Linked DNA regions of Homo sapiens: regions 1, 3 and 4 are each linked to region 2. Evidence: chromatin contacts called from ENCODE Hi-C or POLR2A ChIA-PET data. All regions are on one chromosome and are shown on one strand. Each heading gives the region's core, a stretch centred on a gene start or an enhancer-like site at or near the end of the contact. The rest is flanking DNA. Distances are from core to core; before and after follow the strand shown.

What was found. A loop is a pair of places that touch in the nucleus more often than their neighbours do. ChIA-PET counts read pairs that join two places held with the same protein, here RNA polymerase II (POLR2A). Pooled maps may share reads with other maps.
Region 1: a map of natural killer cell shows a loop between it and region 2 (3-fold over the local background). The contact joins the promoter of ST8SIA6 here to the enhancer-like site in region 2. A Hi-C loop is called at or near these places in 1 of 168 maps with a recorded cell type or tissue (natural killer cell) and 7 of 50 pooled maps. POLR2A ChIA-PET finds 5 or more read pairs at or near these places in 1 of 52 experiments (activated T-cell).
Region 3: a loop to region 2 is called in a map with no recorded cell type, with 10 times the contacts of the local background. The contact joins two enhancer-like sites. A Hi-C loop is called at or near these places in 12 of 37 single-sample maps with no recorded cell type and 10 of 50 pooled maps. POLR2A ChIA-PET finds 5 or more read pairs at or near these places in 1 of 52 experiments (PC-9).
Region 4: a loop to region 2 is called in a map of CD8-positive, alpha-beta T cell, with 6 times the contacts of the local background. The contact joins two enhancer-like sites. A Hi-C loop is called at or near these places in 6 of 168 maps with a recorded cell type or tissue (CD4-positive, alpha-beta T cell, CD4-positive, alpha-beta memory T cell, CD8-positive, alpha-beta T cell and 2 more) and 11 of 50 pooled maps. POLR2A ChIA-PET finds 5 or more read pairs at or near these places in 1 of 52 experiments (activated CD4-positive, alpha-beta T cell).

Annotation. Positions count from the first base shown.
Region 1 is chr10:17,453,252-17,456,150 of GRCh38, forward strand. It overlaps ST8SIA6 (ST8 alpha-N-acetyl-neuraminide alpha-2,8-sialyltransferase 6), which reads right to left and starts at 1,344. Exons shown (of 8, transcript NM_001004470.3): 1 at 904-1,344; 2 at 308-406. The coding sequence starts at 1,004.
Region 2 is chr10:17,028,538-17,031,580 of GRCh38, forward strand. All of the region lies in intron 27 of CUBN (cubilin), which reads right to left. Among named protein-coding and RNA genes, the nearest start is that of CUBN, 100 kb to the right of the region's middle. Within about 2 kb of position 1,459, at least 27 of the 41 ENCODE cell types and tissues checked have a DNase peak (open chromatin) inside an H3K27ac peak, as active enhancers do; they include CD4-positive, alpha-beta T cell, CD8-positive, alpha-beta T cell and natural killer cell, where a contact is called at or near this core.
Region 3 is chr10:17,510,878-17,514,003 of GRCh38, forward strand. No RefSeq gene overlaps it. Among named protein-coding and RNA genes, the nearest start is that of ST8SIA6, 58 kb to the left of the region's middle. Within about 2 kb of position 1,699, at least 11 of the 41 ENCODE cell types and tissues checked have a DNase peak (open chromatin) inside an H3K27ac peak, as active enhancers do.
Region 4 is chr10:17,427,393-17,430,699 of GRCh38, forward strand. All of the region lies in intron 2 of ST8SIA6 (ST8 alpha-N-acetyl-neuraminide alpha-2,8-sialyltransferase 6), which reads right to left. Among named protein-coding and RNA genes, the nearest start is that of ST8SIA6, 26 kb to the right of the region's middle. Within about 2 kb of position 1,564, at least 4 of the 41 ENCODE cell types and tissues checked have a DNase peak (open chromatin) inside an H3K27ac peak, as active enhancers do; they include CD4-positive, alpha-beta T cell, CD8-positive, alpha-beta T cell and natural killer cell, where a contact is called at or near this core.

The DNA of each region.
Region 1 (2,899 bases), core at 94-2,593, 420 kb after region 2:
GTCGGGGGCGGGGGTGCTTTCAACACACCATTGTCGAGAGGAAAACTCAGCACCCGTTTTTCAAATGCAGCTGCTGGAGGATCCCCCTTGATTCAAAGACCATTCACATCCAGGCTTAGAGGGTTGAGGGAGTGTGAAGGGTGCCCCCCCCCAACCCCGCGCCCTCTTCAAACACACGCACACTCTTACACTCACTCGCGCCGTCCCAGCCTGCCTACTCCCAACGAGTCCAAGCCGGTGCAGCCGCGCCCCATGCCCGGCTCGCAGCTCCCGAGCCCCAGTCCGCCCGCGCTGGGCGCCGCTGTACCTGTTAGTGGCGCGCGGTACCGCGGTCGCCGGGCTCCGGAGCGTCCTCAGCGCTGCGGGGGTGCCGTGGGTGGCCTCCCTGCTTTCCTCCACCAGAATCCTGCACAGCCGGGGAGAAAACTTAAGTTGCTACACCCCGCCGGGAGCTGTTGGCTGAAAGGCTGGGAGTCGCGCTCCTTGCCTGGCAGGGAGATCTCGCACTCCCCGGCTCCCAGGCCAGGTCCCCAGCCCCAGAGTTGGAAGAGCCTTAGGGCGGGAAGGAAGAGACAGCAAGGACCAGAATGGGGAGCATGAGATCCTGATGCGGAACCCGACGGCAGGTCCCGCTCCACAGCTGCCTCGCCCACAGCGATGCGCGCTAGAGCCCCCGCAGCCCTGACCGGTCCCTCTGCTCCCCAGCCGCCGTCCACCGGTCGGAGGGTCGCCTCCCTGCGACCCCCTCCCCCACTCCACTCTCAGGCCGTCGCCGCCCGTGGGCTGCTCCCCGCCGCGGCCAAAAGTCTCCGCGCCCGAGGGGAAGCGATGGGCGGCTTGGGGGTCCGGGGGCGCCAGGCGGGGCGCGCGGCGCGGGGCGCGGCCGGCGGGTGGGTGGGTTACCTGGCGCGGCCGGGCGCGTCTGCCGGGCACCAGAGCAGGCGCAGCAGCAGCAGCAGCAGCAGGCTGGCGAGCAGGGCGAGCAGTGCGCCCCCCGGCCGCATCCTGAGCCACAGGCGCCGCCGCCACCGCTGCTGCCGGGGCGAAGCACAGCCCGGGCGGCCCCGACTCGCGGCTCCCGCCGCCGCCGCCACCGCCGCCGTGGCCGCAGCCCCGCGCACCCACAGCGTTCACAGGCGGCAGCGAGGGGCGCCCGCAGCCCACCCGGCAGAGTCTCCGCGGCGGGCGGAGAAGAAGCCGCGTTCGGGCTCGCCCCGGGCTCCCGGCCCCGGCCCGCGGAGCGCCGCGATCGGCTGGCAGATGACGATTCGCCGAGCTCGCCGCCTGTCCTCCCGGAGGCGCTCGGAGCTGCTGCGGGCTCCGGTCGCCGCTGCCACTGCTGCTGCCGCCGCCGCCGCGCGGGGTCACCTGAAGGTTGGGGCGCGGAAGCTCAACTCCGTGCTGATTGGGCTCCAAGTTTTCTGCGCCCTCGCCTCGTCCCGAGTGCCCGCGAATCCCCCGGACGCCCACGCAGACCACCCAGCCACACCACAACTCTGCCTGCGGAGAGAGGAGAGGAGAAAAAGGGGCCGCTTCAAAAACTTTCAAAACTGTGCAGTCGCTTGGCTGGATCCTCCCACGCATGAAGAAAGCTGGGGACTGGGGAATTGCTGGGTGGATCATGACACTGAACAGAAGCAGTAACCTGTGCTTACTTCAACCCAGATTCAGAGGGACAGCGAACTGGTATGAGGGGCTAGGAGACCTTTAGGCATGAGCACATTACTACCTGGAGACCCGTTTAGCCCCTGCCTGTATTTGCAAATAGTTTTATTGGAAAACCTCCATGCCCATGGCTTTGTATTATCAGTGACTGCATATGGCTGTATGATCTAGGGCTGCAAGGGCAGAATTGAGTAGTGATGACAGAGGTGGCATAGCCCACAGGGCCTAAAATATTTACCATTTGAAACTTTCCAGGAAAAGTTTGCATACTGCTCTTAAATAAGCAAGAGGCCATTAGCTTGAGGCTGTCTCTGTACGTTGAGTTCCCACCTAACAATGGAAACCTACATTAGGCTGTAATGAACAGGGGGCTACTGGCCAATCATGGGCAACCAACTCATTATACCAGGCCCCACAAGGCAGCCTGCATAGCTATAGCCAATCAGTTTCTCCACTGTGCTTCTGAGTTTGGCCTATCAGGCTTTGCTGCTCACACCATGGGGTGGACCTCACTGGACCTCCTCTGGTTGTGAGTGCTGCCCAATTCATGAACCCTTTGCTCGAATAAACTGTGCTAAATTTAATTTGTCTGATGTTTTTCTTTTAACACTGCTATGGGCTGAATGTTTGTGTCTCTACAAAATTCATATGTTGAAACCCAAATCCCCAATCTAATGTGGTGGTATCTGGAGGTGGGGCCTTTCATACCTGATTAGTTCATGGGGTGGAGGCTTCCTGGTGGAATTAGTTCCCTCATAAGAGCAGGCAGCGGGGAATTTGCCTCCTCTCTCTCTGCTCTGTGCAGTGTAAAGACACAGCACGAGGGCAGCTTTCTGCCAAGCAGGAAGAGGACCCTCACCAGAACCTGACCATGCTGGCACACTGATCTTGGGTTTCTTACCCTCCAGAACTGTGAAAAATAAATTTCTGTTCTTTCGGTCACCCAGCCTATGGTATCCTTCTTATGGCAGCCAGAACTAAACCACGGTCTAGATCATATTGGTTAGTATCTCATTTACGAGTATCTCATCTGTTGCAGGAGAGTGATCCAATGACACTATGAAACAGACTGGCTCTCTATTTTTTTAAAAGTGGGTCTCAACTCTCTATGCCCTAAACTATCCTGACTGCCCAAGCCCCCACTTAGCCACTTCCCTAGGTTTTAATTCCATTGTGGTTATATGCAGGCTTATAAAATTATTCACTCTTACTTTTGTATAGTTTCGAGATTTTT
Region 2 (3,043 bases), core at 209-2,708:
AGGCGAAACCCTGTCTCTACTAAAAATACAAAAATTCGCCAGGCGTGGTGGTGGGCGCATGTAATCCCAGCTACTCAGGAGGCTGAGGGAGGAGAATGACTTGAATCTGGGAGGCGGAGGTTGCAGTGAACTGAGAATGCAACACTGCACTCAAGCCTGGGCAACAGAGTGAGACTCTGTCTCAAAAAAAAAAAGAAAGAAAGAAAGAAAAAATAATAAATAAATAAATAAAGAGCCAATGTAGGAACTGCAGGGTAAAGACGTGTTTAAACAAAATTCTGTAATGTTGCAATTGGAAATCTTTCCCATTTTAAAAAGTAGAAAGTCAATATAGTTAACTGAAACCCACAACTGTGATTACCAGTGTTTAAAATTTAGCATTTTGCTCAATGCATGCTTATTCATACCATGAGCCTGTCTGATAGTGGAAGAGACCTTTCGGTTGCCCTGCCTTTCGCCAGTCTGAGGAGCAGAGCAACCTGAGGTCAACCAGGAAAGGCAGTGTGCATAGGACAATTCAAGTTCTGAGCATCTAATGGAATTTTTACTGCTTCAGGGTAGTTCAGAAATTATTTTAGGTTTGATTATTATTCATCCTAATTCTGTCCTTCATGTTTGAAGAGAGGAAACACGCAGAGTTTCTTTTGAATCTGAGAGCAGAGGCTCTTTTGAAGGTTGGAACGTTGGTTCATTAACTGCTGCAAATTAATGCAATCATACGAAAATCCTTCATTGTGAAAGATGGTCAGAAAAGATCAGCATTTCTTTTTAAGGAAAGGGATTCTGATCACACTGAAATAACATTTCTTCTTTCAATTTTTTATAACTAAAAAATCACATTTTACTCAGGCAATCTTAAAACCAAAATTTCTTCTAAAATGCCTCATGCTAAACTCAACGACACTACAAAGCATCTGGCTTCGCTAACTAATGGATATACTTCATTCTAAACTTTTTTTGAATCCAGGTATCATGCTTAGTACGGTGCTAGACTCATATCTGGTATCAAGTTATAAATTGAAATGTTTGGTAAACTCTTCCCAGCTTTTATGCATGTTTTTGAATAGCAGCTGAACTTAGAATTGTAATAGCTTATCTCTAAGCTCTAAGCAAAATGCAAAAGTCCCAGAAGCAAACTTCCTCTGACAGACAGTTCCAGGAAGCATGACTCATCTGCCCAGGAAGCGTTGGCGGTGGAGCCATAATCAAAGTCGGCTCAGATCCACCGCTGCTCAGACAAAATCTCATCTGCTTCTCTGCATCTCGCCAACTGGAAAACAGGATTTTATCTACAATCCCAGTGGCTTTTGTAGGAAAACTGGGAGGCAGGAGAAGCAGCACTGCTTTCAACACAGTGGGGCCAATTGATGTTAATTACAACTGGGAAGGCTGCTCTGGAAACCACAGATTTATTTACCACAAAATGCTATAGAGCAAGAGCCCCAGTCCCCAGACCAGTACTGGTGGCATCAAACTCTCATAGGAGCATGAACCCTATTGTGAACTGCACACGCGAGGGATCTAGGTTGCGTGCTCCTTATGAGAATCGAATGCCTGATAATCTGTCATTGTTTCCCATCACCCCCCAGTGGTACTGTCTAATGCAGGAAACCAAGCTCAGGGCTCCCACTGATTCTACATGATGGTGACTTGTATAATTATTTCACTATATATTACAATGTAAGACTAATGGAAATAAAATGCACAATAAATACAATGCACTTGAATCATCCTGAAACCACCCTCCCACCCCACCCCCGGTCCGTGGAAAAACTGTCTTCCACAAAAACAGTCCCTGGTGCCAAAAAGATTGGGGTCTCCTGCTTCAGAGCACAAAAAAATAATCCATGAGACTATGTTTATGTTAAAATAACCATAGATAATATGTATTAGCACTTATTCCATGCTGGTCATTATTCTAATTTAAAAATCCTAGCAGCTCTGTAATGCAGGTAGTATTGTTATCTTCATTTTAGAGTTCTGGAAACTGAGGTAGGTAGAGGTTTAGTAATTTAATATTTTGAAAGGCATCAACTACTGAAGAAGAATTTTTCCTATTTCCTTCTGTGGCAGTTCTTTTCTTAAGAATAAGCATTGTTGGTCGGGCGTGGTGGCTCATGCCTGTAATCCCTGCACTTTGGGAAGCCGAGGTGTGTGGATCACCTGAGGTCGGCAGTTCGAGACCAGCCTGACCAACATGGTGAAACCCCATTTCTACTAAAAATACAAAAATTAGCCAGGTGTGGTGGTGGGTGCCTGTGGCCCCAGCTACTCGGGAGGCTGAGGCAGGAGAATCATTGGAACCCGGGAGGCACAGGTTGCAGTGAGCCAAGATTACGCCACTGCACTCCAGCCCGGGCGACAGAGTAAGACTCTGTCTCAAAAATAAAATAAAATAAAATAAGAGTTGTTAAACTCCAGGATACAGAAAGTCTTTATTCTCTGTAATAATAGAGAGTAACCAAAACAATTTTTAAAATGATAGGGACAATACGAACACTCCTGTTAGTCACTGAAATTAAAATTTTTTTCATTATTTTTCTTAACGGAGCTTTGAGTAAAATAAGTGGACAAAAATTGTTGGTTTTATCATTTGTCATTTATCCTTAGTGAGAAGTGTCAAAATGCATTAACCATGCAGGCTGCAGGCAGAAAACAAGAGGAAAATTAAATGTCTTGAGAAATGAATCATTAATTATATCTCAACCTAAAGAATTGAAGGCTCTCTATTTGTGAATTTCTCTATACCTTACTGAGATGTTTCTCTTACATCAGCATCAGTGCAAATAATAACAGTGAACATTTATAGATTTGTTCTCTATTTGCCAGACCTTGTTTTGGCTCTTTACATATATGGATTCATTGACTCTTATTACTCCGTTTTACAGAAAGGGAAAGTGAGGCACATAGACACTAAGGAACTTGCCCAAGGTCACCTAGCTACTAAGTAGTGGAGTTTGGGTTTAAACTTCATTCTGAAGTTACCTGCTTCACTCTGAAGCAGGTACAGAGACTACCAATTCAGCACATTCTATCATATGTC
Region 3 (3,126 bases), core at 449-2,948, 480 kb after region 2:
AAGCAGAGTTATGTTAGCAAAAATTCTTAAATTTGTAATGCCAACATTTCAGCAATTCTTTAGCTGGGGAAAAAAAGAAGTACTAATAGTGCAAATTCTTGGTTAAATAATTTTAACTAGCAATAAATTATCATTGTATAATATTTGAAAAAAGAAGGGAATGTTAAAAGACAATAATCCTGCCCAGAGACATCGTACAAAATTTTAGCAGCTGGATAGAAGTATTGCTGTTTTGCAGTGAGCCTAAGGGATTATTTGGTCCAGTTCCCATCTTCGGTAGCGAAGGCATTTTTTATCCAGTAAGGTTAAGTGACTTATCCAGATTGCGTGGCCACTAAATGGTGGAGAGAAGACAAGAACCTCAGTCTCTTGCTTCTCCACGTACTTTACCTTTCTGTGCTTGACAACATCCTTTTAACTTCTGTACAGAGAGGGGACCCAGCCTGCTGGAGGAAAGGCCCAAGAGAAGTCGCTGATCCCAGCTAAGGGAAGTAGACATGTAAGCCCCAAAGAGAATGCTTGCAATTTACAGACTAGCCAGAAATTTACAGCTTTTATCAAACGCATTCAAATACGTTTGAAAAACAAGAACGTCCACAGTCCGGATGGGTGATCATGAGTTATATCAGCCCATCTGCGTGATCATCACACTTCTGATATGACTCATTGTCACTTCAGAAAGTATTTGTTATGGTTTGAATTTCTGCATCTGTTTCTGGAAGTTGTAGGGGGAAAAGTTGAATTAACTTTGAATTATCAATACTACTGCAGAAAACTAAAAAATGATTTGCATTTATTTTATCTTATTTTTATTTTTGAGACAGGGTCTCACTCTCTCACCCAGGCAGGAATGTAGTGGTGCCATCACAACTCATGCAGCCTCAACCTCCTGGGCTCAAGCAATCCTCCCACTTCAGCCTCCTGAGTAACTGGGGCAACAGGCACGCACCATCACGTCAGGCTAATTTTTTTTTTTTTAAGAGATGTGGTCTCACTATGTTGCCCAGGCTTGTCTCGAAGTCCTGGGCTCAAGCAATCCTCCCATTTTGGCCTCCCAAAGTGCTGGGATTACAGGTGTGAGCCACTGTACCCAGCCAAGGTTTGTGATATTTTAAAACAAGGGCTAATACAAATTACTTGTAAAACAAGTCTCAAGTATATTTTTAAATTCTAGATTGGTTTTCTCCTTTATTCCCCAATCCTAGTGCCACTTCCAAGGCTACATATACTCACAGAATTAAAATAATTATAATATCCATCTAAAGAATATTTTTAATAGCATGACTATCTTGCCACATTCAGACACAAACAAGCTTATTACACATCTTTAATTTTATTACTTAAGTGCTCACTTGCCCAGAATTGCCCCCAAGAATTCTGGAAGTTTTTCCAAGAGGAGAGAAAACTGTGAATCTGATCAGTCCTGACTTTCATTTTCATTGTTTAATGCTGCTGCCAGATAGTTTCTTGAAGACCCTGTGTCATTGTCTACTCTGGTTTCCAATGATCCTACTGCTCAGACCGTGAAGTTTCTTAAAAGGAGAAAGATCCCTCTCTCTGTGGTACTTCACAGCAGGGCCCTTATGACTATAGTTCTTTTATTTGCATTCACCTACTCAGTGCCCTAAGCCCATGCAGACTAGCAGAAGCAGGAGCAATTTCCAGCCTCATCCAAAGGTTGCCCTGAAACCAACAAGCAAGGTCCTATGTTGATCCTGGCCACAAGCCCAGACAATCCCTTCCTGATATGAGTTCTGTCTTGGAAATTCCTGGTATCCATGCAAGCCAGCCTCAGACATTAGTCAGCACCACCTCAGTTCTCAAAGCAGTTCTTCAATAACAGAAACAGTAATGACATTAATACTTAAAAGCCTGTTCTAAGTACTTTGTTCATTTAATTCTCATAGGAATCCTTTCAACTTTTGCCACATTTTTCTGATGAAGGAATGGAGCTATCAAGAGATTAGGTAGCATAGCTTGTAACTGGCGGGAGGATTTGAACCTAGGAAGGCGGACTCCAGAGCCGGTACTTGTAACCACAGCTCCCTTAAATTCCAAAGGGAAGAGATTGAGGTCTCTGTTTCCTTGGAGGTTCCCGGAGCCCTGTGTAAGAATGTCCCTCCTGTCTACTTCCCCAAACCCAATACTTTAAAGATTATAGAGCAGAGACTTTGTCAAACAACAAATAGTATTGCATGATCCACTCCACAGAGCAGTTAGGCACCTCCGTGTCTGGGTAGACAGAGGCCACACAAGTGATCCTTCCAAGAATGAAAAATAAAAGTCACTGTCAAAGGTGATTTTTGGTCTCCATCTGAGTGAGAAGTGTCTAGAAACTTTTAAAACAATGGTTTAGGTTTTTTTGTTTGTTTGTTTTTTGTGGGGTTTTTTTTTTTTTTTGAGATAGAGTCTTGCTCTGTTGCTCAGCAGGTTAGAGTGCAGTGGCACAATCTTGGCTCACTGATGTAACCTTTGCCTCCTGGGTTCAAGCCTTTCTCCTGCCTCAGCCTCCCAAGTAGCTGGGATTACAGGCATGACCCACCACACTTGGCTAATTTTTGCATTTTTAGCAGAGACGGGGTTTACATCATGTTGGCCAGGCTGGTCTCAATCTTCTGACCTCAAGTGATCCTCCCACCTCGGCCTCCCAAAGTGCTGGGATTACAGGCATGAGCCACTGCACCCGACCCAAAACAATGGTTTTTAATATGGCAATCATAAAACTTGCATCAGGGGGAAATGACATCTTTATTTTCACTATCTGTTCACTGAAATCTAGCATTTTCTTCACTTATAAATATTGGTAACAAACTGTAACAGTATTAGCAATACCTGTGGTTTTATGACCACTTGAAATCACATATATTTTCATATCACAGCAATTTGCAGATATGTCAGAAGATCACTTCTACCTACTCACTACTTTGAAATTCTGCTAGTCACAAGACTAACATAACTAAATCTTATGTTCAGATGCCAATAAAGAAGCACCTATATTGCTACATTGCAAATACATTTTTAATAGTTTGGTAACTACATTTCTTTTTTTTTTTTTTTTTTGAGTTGGAGTCTCGCTTTGTTGCCCAGGCTGGAGTGCAGTGGAATGATCTCGGCTCACTGCAAGCT
Region 4 (3,307 bases), core at 314-2,813, 400 kb after region 2:
GCCAAGGTTCTACAACCAAAGGTTTTCAGATGTAGAGCGATGGAGACCTGATGGAGACCTGGGATGGGGATGTGACAGAGTCAGAATGATTCCAGAAGAGGCCTCTTCAAAGTGCGCTGCACCATCACAGCATGAGCCGAAGCCATAGAACAATCAGCAGCTTTGTCTTTGCTGCCTCACAGTTACAGAGGAGAAGGTGATGGGATTTCCTTTCTATAGATCAAGGTCACGGAGACAGTCAAGTGAAAACAAGAACTTGAGGATGGCAGCTGAATGTGAATTCAGCCAAAGTCCTGATATACATGGACATTCTTCTCCAGGGACAGTATGACAAGGGGTTTCCAAAAAAGACAATATTGAGAACTGAAGTCAGACTCAGTCTCACAGAGGCAATCATTGGACACTTGCCTGTTGATAAGGCGATGCCTTGCACTTCGTCCTTTATTCCTGAAGGAGCAGGAGCAATGGCCTATCAGAAATGGCCAGGTATCTTGGATTCATGGAAACACACTTGCTGATGAAAAGAGGACAGCCCTGACTAGCACTTTCTCTTTTTGCCTCTGAGTTTGAGTAGGCAAGAAGTACACAAGAGTCCTTCTATTTGTATGAAGAAAAAGAAACAAGATCATCGTGTTTATTGTCAGAGCATTTTGAGACATTGTTTTGACTTCATTTTAAGCCCTGTTAACTTTTAGTCTTATCTCTAGCAGATTTCCTCACTAAAGTGAGTGACCAAATCTCCCTCAATGCCCATTTCTTTAAATGCTATCGCATAAAACCTGGAACATGTATTCCATAGGTTGCTTTGATGATAAGCAGATAATATGTGCCAAGCACCCAGCTGGGTGTGTCCTGGTGCAGCCGCCATCGGCCCTTCCCCTCCCCTCCCCACACTCTGGCCCTCCTTAGTTGTCTTGCTGATGGCTTCCTGTCTGTAGAGCACATTACAAACCCTAATACTTTCATTCATTCACTGATGTAGCAAATGCTTATTTTTATTTGATATATGACCCTCCATAAATGCTGGAGATACAAAAATGATGGGTAGTCCCTGCTGTTGCATTGTTCTCAATCTACCCTAGAAGTGGGCAAATAAAGTCAGTCGACACTGGCGTCATACTGACCTATGTGGAGAAACACACAGGGAGAAAGTTACAGAGAGGAGAGGCCGTTGGAAGGGCTTCCCGAGGAAAGCAGCCGCTGAGCTGTGTCTCCAGGGAGGAGCTAAGCAGCCGGCTAGGTAGAAGAGGAGGCGGCCAAGCAGAAGGAACAGCAAGTAAAAGGGCGCAGAGGCCAGACAGAAGAATGTGTCTGAATTGATAGAAAAGGGGACAGGAAGGTGAAGAGCAGTGCCAAGAAGCAGAGGACAGCCACAGAGCTGGCATCGTGTGATGCGGAAGGCATGGTCAAATTCGAGGAAGCAAGTAATACAAGGATAGATGCCTGTTGGCTATGTTGCCGACCATCTCGGCAGAAAGCCTGCTGGGAGAACAGTAGGTGGGGCAGAAGTCAGTCCATGATAACCTGAGATATGAATGGGGGTTGAACGCTGTCAACATGTTATGTGGCTTTTGTGGCCTGAGCTGCACCGCCACACCCCCTTCCTGTTGTGTGTGGGGATTCATGATGATATTAGTAGCACATACAGTAAGCGGGATCTGGGGCTTCATTTAACATCTTGTGTTTCGTTCTGTAGTGCCCCCTCCTCCTGTTGGTTTATATCTAGTATTAGTAGATATATCTCTTTAAAACTTGGTTTCATATTTTGGACTACATCAATTACCCTTACAATTTATGATCGCTTATTCATTTATACTGCCAGTTTTTCACTTTAGGGATATAATAGATCATCACCACGACTAACCCCACCACCAGCACCCCCACATACTCCTCAGTACTTTTTCTACCTTTTATTTCTATTTTTCTTTTCTGTTTTCGAGGCAGGGTGTCACTCTGTTGCCCAGGCTGGAGTGCAGTGGCATGAATTCAGCTTTTCTTTTACTTGCTGTTCCTTCTGCTTGGCCGCCTCTTCCTCCACCTGGATGGTTGCTTAGCTCGTCCCCGGAGACACAGCTCAGCGGCTGCTTTTCTCGGGAAGCCCTTCCAACTGCCTCTCCTCCCTTTCACTTTCTCCCTGTGTGTTTCTCCCTGTGTGCCCATGAAATCTTCAACTCCCACCTCCCGGGCTCAGGTGATCCTGTCACCTCACCCTCCTGAGAATACCTGGGACTACAGGTGCATGCCACCGTGCTCAGCTAATTTTTGTATCTTGTGTAGAGATGGGGTCTCACTATGTTGCCCAGGCTGGTCTTGAACTCCTAGGCTCAAGCGATCTGACCGCCTCAGCCTCCCAGAGTGTCAGGATTACAGGCGTGAGCCACAATGCCTGGCCTTACTTTTTCAACTTCTATTTGTACTTCACGTTTTACCATTTGGAGCTTCATTTAGCATCTGGTACCTTCTTCTATAGCATCTCTTCTCTTCCAAATATTTATATTCTTTGTTAAAATTTTTTTATTTCAATAGTTTTTGGGGTACAAGTGTTTTTTTGTTACATGGATGAATTGTACAGTGGTGAATTCTGAGATTTTAGTGCACCCATCGCCGGAGCAGTGTACATTGTACCTATGTGTAGTTTTTTGATCCCTAGCCCTCCTCCCATCTTCCCCTTTCTGAGTCTCTAAAGACCATTATATGCACCCTGTATGCCTCTGCATACTCATAGCTTAGCTCCCATTTATAAGTGAGGATATACAGTTTTTGATTTTCTACTCCTGTGTTACTTCATTAAGAATAATGGCCGCCAGCTCCATCCAGGTTGCTGCAAAAGACATTATTTTGTTTCTTCTTATGGCTGGGTAGTATTCCATGGTGTATATACACCACATCTTCTTTATCAACTCATTGGATGGGCACTTACGTCAGTTCCACATCTTTGCAATTGTGAATTGTGCTACTATAAACGTGTGTGCATGTGTATTTTTCATATAGATTTCTTTTCCTTTGGCTAGATACCTGATAGTGGGATTGCTGGATTGAATGGTAGATCCACTTTTAGTGGAATCTTCACGCTGTTTTCCATAAAAGCTGTACTAATTTGCATTCCCACCAGCAGTGTCTAAGTGTTCCCTTTTCCCCATCCTCGCCAACATCTGTTGTTTTTGACTTTTTAATAATGTCCATTTTTTTTGCCAGAGTAAGGTGGTATCTCACTGTGGTTTTAATTTGCATTTCCCTGATGATTAGTGGTGTCAAGCATTTTTTCCTATGTTTGTTGGCCATTTGTATATCTTCTTTTGAGAACTGT